2 separate regions of the Homo sapiens genome follow, and region 2 is linked to region 1. The links are chromatin contacts, found by Hi-C or POLR2A ChIA-PET in ENCODE. All regions are on one chromosome and are shown on one strand. Each heading gives the region's core, a stretch centred on a gene start or an enhancer-like site at or near the end of the contact. The rest is flanking DNA. Distances are from core to core; before and after follow the strand shown. Region 1 overlaps PARD3 (par-3 family cell polarity regulator). Region 2 overlaps PARD3 (par-3 family cell polarity regulator).

What was found. A loop is a pair of places that touch in the nucleus more often than their neighbours do. ChIA-PET counts read pairs that join two places held with the same protein, here RNA polymerase II (POLR2A). Pooled maps may share reads with other maps.
Region 2: a map of PC-3 shows a loop between it and region 1 (2.7-fold over the local background). The contact joins two enhancer-like sites. A Hi-C loop is called at or near these places in 1 of 168 maps with a recorded cell type or tissue (PC-3) and 1 of 50 pooled maps. POLR2A ChIA-PET finds 5 or more read pairs at or near these places in 3 of 52 experiments (HCT116, MCF 10A and T-cell).

What each region holds. Positions count from the first base shown.
Region 1 is chr10:34,279,363-34,282,890 of GRCh38, forward strand. The region is part of intron 21 of PARD3 (par-3 family cell polarity regulator); the gene reads right to left. Among named protein-coding and RNA genes, the nearest start is that of LINC02629, 380 kb to the left of the region's middle. Within about 2 kb of position 1,314, at least 11 of the 41 ENCODE cell types and tissues checked have a DNase peak (open chromatin) inside an H3K27ac peak, as active enhancers do; they include PC-3, where a contact is called at or near this core.
Region 2 is chr10:34,317,551-34,321,054 of GRCh38, forward strand. All of the region lies in intron 19 of PARD3 (par-3 family cell polarity regulator), which reads right to left. Among named protein-coding and RNA genes, the nearest start is that of LINC02629, 420 kb to the left of the region's middle. Within about 2 kb of position 2,166, at least 7 of the 41 ENCODE cell types and tissues checked have a DNase peak (open chromatin) inside an H3K27ac peak, as active enhancers do; they include PC-3, where a contact is called at or near this core.

The DNA of each region.
Region 1 (3,528 bases), core at 64-2,563:
AGATTCTTAAAAATTCTCATTTACCTGTGCAATGAAAATTTTTTTAAAAAAACTTGAAACTTAGCCTATTGATTAGAATTGACTTTTCTAAAGGATTCACGAGGTCAAAGAAACATGAAAAATGCTGCTACAGGATAGAAAAAATGTTTCTCTTAAAAGGTTAATTTTTAAAAGACAATCTTTGCATGACAATAAGTGATCTAAATGCAAAGATTAGTGTTAGGAAAACAAACATGTATCACTTGCTGAAAAGGATCCTACCAACTGAGATGACAAAAAGTTCAAGTAATTACCCAAAGCAGGTATTACTGAGAACAGCTGGTAAAATTAGAAAGAGAGGAAACGGCATGCAGAAAATCCACATAAACTTGCAAAATGACACACCAAGAATGGGGAGTATCCCACTGAAGGACACAGATAGTTCAACGGTCTGGTATTGAAAACACAAGGCTTTGAAAGATGATTAGAACATTGAATAATGGAAAGTTTCAGATCATCTGTTTCCTAAGGAGATTTATAAATATTCCTTCTATACTGGGAGGATTTAATAAGAAATTAATTAACTTTTACATATTTCCACTAGAAGCATTCAGTATCCCTGGAAATGTTCCCAAGCACAACTTACTATGCAGATATAGATAATAATATTGTAATAGCTTTCAATGGCTGAATAACTACAAAATACAAGCCAGCTAACATTATAAACCTCATTTAATAGAATGAATAACATGAGGAGAATATTATTTGAGAGTTGGGAAATTTGGCCAGATATCATAGCTAATATTTCATGTTTCAGAACATCTTTCCTTCTTTCTGTCCCTCTTTCCCATTTGTCTGTTCACACAGACCTGACCGTGATCCAGAAAACATTTAATATGATTTTCTAAGAATGCATAAAAATGCAAAATAAATAAAAATGAAAATAGATGTCAACTTCTTAAAAGTACATAGGTGTGGAAAATGTGTACTTTATAGGAAAAAAAATGATTAGCACAGACCAGTATGTTAACAGTGTGTTAATACAGATAAATTTTTGTTTTCTGATTGTAATTTTATGGGTTTCTCCCAAATTTTTCTGTAGTTTTTAGTATTAGAATAAACTTAGAACTAGAGCTTAAAAAGGTACATTTTTTAAACAAGTGAGAAAGGTGGGAAAGAGAAAACTGAAAAAGGAGGAGCAGTGGTAAGCACGCACTTTCATAAGTCCACAAAACAGAAGCCAGAAAGTAGAGACAGGTTACAACACTGCTTTAAACTTGCTCGCAGTTCTGGAAAACAATCAACTCCGGTTTCCACAGCCAGTTAGAGGAGTAAGCTGAACACCGCTGAACCAGGAGTCAACGGTCTTTACTTGCCCTTGGTATTTCCCCAGTGACTCAGAATGTTGTGGGATGTCAGTATTCCAGGAAAAGCAAAAAGTGAGGGGTTGAGAGGATGTTTTGAGAATAAATAAGTTTGGAGAATGGTGACTCTCTGTTCCTATCTTGGTGACTCATAATGCACATGAACTTGGTAGAATTTTGAGAAATAACAGAGTAGAAAGATACGCATATACTGGTTTAAACAAGTGTTTCTCAAACATACTTGTAAACAGAACACATTCTCTGCTGCTGAACACTGGGCAATCCTGTACCACATAGTGTATATACTACCATTTAAAAATACATGGAGGTATCACTGGAGCAAAAACAACAGAAAGCCAACGTGTGATGCTTGGTCGACAGAGAAATCTATCACGGGGCTTTGTATGGGAGGCTAAGTAGACCTGAAGTTACGTAGATCACTTAATTGGAACATGTTCTGTTTTGAGTTTGGAGCCTAAACCTTTCATGTGGTGGAAATGAGCCAGTAGAGGCGCTGTCCCTAGGCATGCCTGAAACACAAGTCAGAGGCACGAAGCACTGAATTCACATTTTTGCTTAGTTTCTCAGTCTGTCTCCAATGTAGCCAACAGCATCTCTGAAAAAATAGGGTACCTAGGTTCAGTGCTCCAGAATGAGAAGTCAAAAATAGCATGTCGGAAAACCTGTTAACTTCCCCCTTGGTATCACGCCCAGACTCCCCGCTTCTCAAGAAGACCATACTCATGGAGGCTCTAGTCTGAGGCAGGGCAGGGCTAGTAGAGCAGAGCACAGATCCATACAGTGATCTTCCTAGTCCATTTCTCCCATATGGATGGCATTTACTCAAGACCCAACCTCACAGTGTTGGTAGCAAGTGACAGAAAGGGAAGGAAGTTAGCAAGAATGAAGTCAAACTTAATCTTGGACCCGGCTCAGAACAATCTAGTATATTGTCACCATCTAAATAGATCTTAACATTGAAGAAAAAACATTTAAAATTATATTCATAGCCCTTTTAGTTTTTCAATATTTATATCTTGAGCAATATTCAAGATTCCCAGATGTACACAGGCAAAAAAAGTTCTGGTTTGTGGACAATCATAACTCATGGGGGAATGTTGGGTTTTCTATTTTTATATGGAATTAGCCAAAATAATTTTTGGAATTCAAATAGCTACAGTGGTAAATAATATCCCGAGAGGTATTTCACTACTAGTCAGCAGTGAGGGAAAGGTTGTAAGGAGAATATAAGTAGTGGTTTATTTATTTTTATTGATTACTCCAGTCAAAATTTTTTCAAGGAAGCTGCAGTTTCCATTCTCAAAAAGAACACTGCCAATACCACAGACAGAACAGAAAGAACGACATATGGAAGAATGCTTGCCCTATTAAAATACAAGTGCCAAACCTACTCCACCTCCTAGTTCAGTCCGTTTCTTGCATTCACTTGCTCTATTACAAAATCCATAAGTTTAAATAAAACATACTTGCAAAAAGTTGTTATTGAAATACAAAGTCAAAGTATAATAATTTTCTTAAATTATGAGCCTAATTGACTTTTTAATGGACCATTCACTTATTCCTTGACCCTGAAAGATTTTTATTTTAGGCCTCCTGTACATTGTAAATTCATTATGATCAACCTAGTTCCCAGAAGTATTGCATCATTAGAGGTACAGAGATGGAAATTAAAAGCAAAACTGAGAAGTGAACTGTGCCTTAGGCAAATTAATAATACAAGTGAAACCATTATGTAAAAATCATTGTTTGGCTGGAAATATTTGACTAAGCATCATAAAAGTATTTTGGAAAATGTTGATAGAATTCTGCATGGAAACATAGCAGTCACCTTAAACTGCAAGGAAGAAATGTTTAGAAGATGAAAAATAGTACAGGATTAATGAAGCTATCTATCCCCTGTGGCAGGTATCAAGATATAGGGGAGGTATAATGTTTCTGTCGCTCAGATTACTCTCTAAGTAAATTACATATTTGCCTGTGGATGAATCTGAGTTCACACATTTACCTGGTATAGTCTCCTCCTTTAGGGAGAAGAAACTCTTCTAGGATAGAAGTTTATACTTCTGAGTCACTAAATGCTATGGCACACACACTAAGGAACACTATGCACCCAAACCCAAAAATAGTGAATTTACTAATAAGTTTGGGAATCCCAAAATTGATG
Region 2 (3,504 bases), core at 916-3,415, 39 kb after region 1:
GTAGCAGCAAAACAGCAGCTTCCTGGTGGGATGCTGATGCACCCACAGAAACACCCTCTAAGAATCAGATTGTACACTACTAGGGGGGTGCCAGCAAGACCTTGTTATACAGCGCAGACCTCTAAGGGTCCCGTGTACTATATTTGCAAGATGAAAAGAAAGAAAATAAGCAGGCCTTCCCAAAGTGCTTCCTTTCTTCTTGGGTAAGAATAATGCAGATACACTCTGGCCCCTCATTAATTTGCTGGACTACACCATTCAATGTCAGCACAAGGACTTCTTTCCTTAGGCTCCCAACATATCCTGCTCACACAGAAGAGCAGATTATTTTGGCTTATATCTACAACAGATCTGCACAGCCTCTGTAACTCTTCTTTGCATAAGGCCAACATCAGAAGTAAATGCTACTATATATTCTAATCCTAAACAATCTTGCATGCCTATCTGCATCATGGCGGCTGAACAGAGGTAGAGGGAGCCATGAAAATGAGTAAATCAATAAGTGCACTTCTCTGGACTTTGCAGATAAAAGATCTGCTTAGTGATAACAATATTCCATTCCTTGAACCAACACTTCGTAAGCACATGGTCCAAGGGCACTTCAATACCCCAAACTTTTTGCAGTTGAAAGAACGACAAGTAACTGAAGTAAGTCTCCCCCTACCAAAAGAGCTTAAACATTTCTCTATTAAATAAGAAGCAGAGAGACACGTATGAACATCCACTCTCAGAAATCTTTCTTTCGAGACTGGTCACCTAAGGTTCTCCTCCAAATACAATGAGAATTATAGGGGGCCATAAGGTTAATTACTCCGTGAATTCTTAAGTCATTTTTCTTTTTCCAGCATCAACAAAGAAAGTATAGATCATTATTTCTGAGTTTCTTATAACAAAGAGCCAAACAGAATGGTTCGGCCTCTTCCCAAACTTTTGCAAAGAACTGACCTCCAAATCAAGTTAATATATCCTCAGTAAAATTCAGTCCTTCCTCTCTACCAGCAAGGAGCACTTTCAATAGCAATACACAATTATCGTGGGTATAATAAGACCAGCTAAAAGGGTCCCAATATCTTAGATTTCTGCTATTAAACCCTCACAAATCTGAAAAGAGACTATCAAATGGTGGTATAGCTACGCCCAAGTAACACAGTTGTGTTTTTTTGTTAAAAAGCCAGCTATTTATCATAATGCAAAAAACAAAGCTCAGAATTTTTTTATTTTTTTTATTTTTTTGAGGCTGAGTCTCGCTCTGTCGCCCAGGCTGGAGTGCAGTGGTGTGATCTCGACTCACTGCAACCTCCGCCTCCTGGGTTCAAGCCATTCTCCTGCCTCAGCCTCCCGAGTAGCTGGGATTACAGGCGCCCACCACCACGCCCAGCTAATTTTTTGTATTTTTAGTAGTTTTGTATTTTTAGTAGTAGAGTTTCACTATGTTGGCCAGGCTGGTCTTGAGCTCCTGACCTCGTGATCTCCCCGCCTCGGCCTCCCAAAGTGCTGGGATTACAGGAGTGAGCCACTGCACCCAGACTTTTTTTTTTTTTTTTTTTTCTTCTTCTTGAGACGGAGTTTCACTCTGTCACCAGGCTGGAGTACAGTGGTGTGATCTTGGCTCACTGCAATCTCCACCTCCCGGGTTCATGTGATTCTCCTGCCTCAGCCCCCCAAGTAGCTGGGACTACAGGCACACGCCACCACACCCAGCTAATTTTTGTATTTTTAGTAGAGATAGGAATTCACCATGTTGGCCAGGATGGTCTCGATCTCTTGACCTCATGATCCACCAGCCTCTCCTCCCAAAGTGCTGGGATTACAGGGGTGAGTCACACCCAGCCCAAGCATATAAATGACTTCAGAAACGTTAGCCTTCCTCTGAACTGCGAGTTATCTCATTGTAAGCCATTGTCTTCCTCCAAAGGACATGGTGGCTTTTAAGAAAATTTGCTCCTTTTCCTCGCTATTAAGATATAAATAGTAATTGTGCACGTTTATTAGAAGAAGCCAGTTACAACTAGAAGGACATAGTGAAAATCCATAATCTTACAAATAATACTGAGTTCAGGCTATAATTTTTTGTGGTGTACACAGAGCAGGGAAAGAATATCCTGGCAGTTGGCCCAAGGGCTTACTAATTATGTGCAGCCTTTTCAAATGAGAGCTCCCCCAAAGAATGTAAACATAGCTCAAGCAGGGCTGTAGTGTGTTGCTTAATGCCCTTGAACATGGCTGTGTTCTATCTGCTTGTGAACCAGTACTTCAGGTTTTTGAGATATGGGTGTGGCCACAAATGTGAGATAATTGACCAAATAATTACAGAACAATTCCCAGAAGTTCTCTGGAGCTATAAAAACCTAGGTCTATTGGTATACTCAAACTAGATAAATGGAAGCTAGTGAATTTTGTATAATTCCTGCATGGAAACCTCCTTTCACCTATACTTCCAAAGCTCTTTATTTGTACAATCTTTTATTATTGCACTTCTCATATGATATCACATACATGTCTCCCTCCCATTCTCTAAGCTCCTCAAATGAAGACTGTGGGGCAAACAGCAGCTGCTCATAAATGGCTGCATAAATGAAAGACTTTTGGTAAAAACTGACTTGTGACTTTATCCTGACCAAAACTTTATCTAATCGCCAGGTATCACCATTCCTCTAGCTTTAGAAAAATGCTTACTGTTCTCTCATCAAGCCTGACAAGACTAGCCACAATCTGACTACAGTAACACTAGGTAGGAATGCTCATGATATTTGGTTTAGCTCTAATTAGTTTCTGGTATATTTTCATGCTATTATTGTTAGTGCTGTATGCATCATTTAATAGATTTTACGACCCTCTACAATGTCTGAAACTATAAACAGAAAAATGAGCTCAATAAATGTAAATGATTTAGTCTTCCACAGCAACCATTATCATAAATCATGAATGGAACTATCAGTAGCGATTCTGTTAGTTTTCTGCCTAATAGTTTTGGCAGAAGTTCAAGGGGCATATGTCGGCTCTTGGCTTGGGAACAGAATAATGGCAGTGCCTTCACAACTCACTATATGCTGAAGTCACGTTTGTTGCCAATTCTTTTCATATTCAAAATAATTTTCTGGTGTATGTAACACAACTTATTTTCTAAAGTATGTGAAATAAAGTAGTATGAAATCAATTATTAGCTTCAGGTTTTGTAACCTCATTTTATAAAATTAAAAGTCCTACCTCTGTTTCCTGCCCCAAGCCAGTGGACTGTTTAAAATGACACTTGCACATTGGAGGATTCTTTATGCTTGTTCTGAACATTCTAAATTAGATAATACATTATCACAGAAACTCTTCTGGGGGTGTACTGATTTAACTAATCCCTTTGAATGCCAACTAATTAAAAATATTTAGCAATATGTAGCTTCATATGTACAAACATAAGATGTTCTTTTAAAGTACTGAATTATATATACTTCAAATTCTGAAATTATTTGATAGAGAAAAATCTTTATCCTGCTCCTATGCAGAAATATT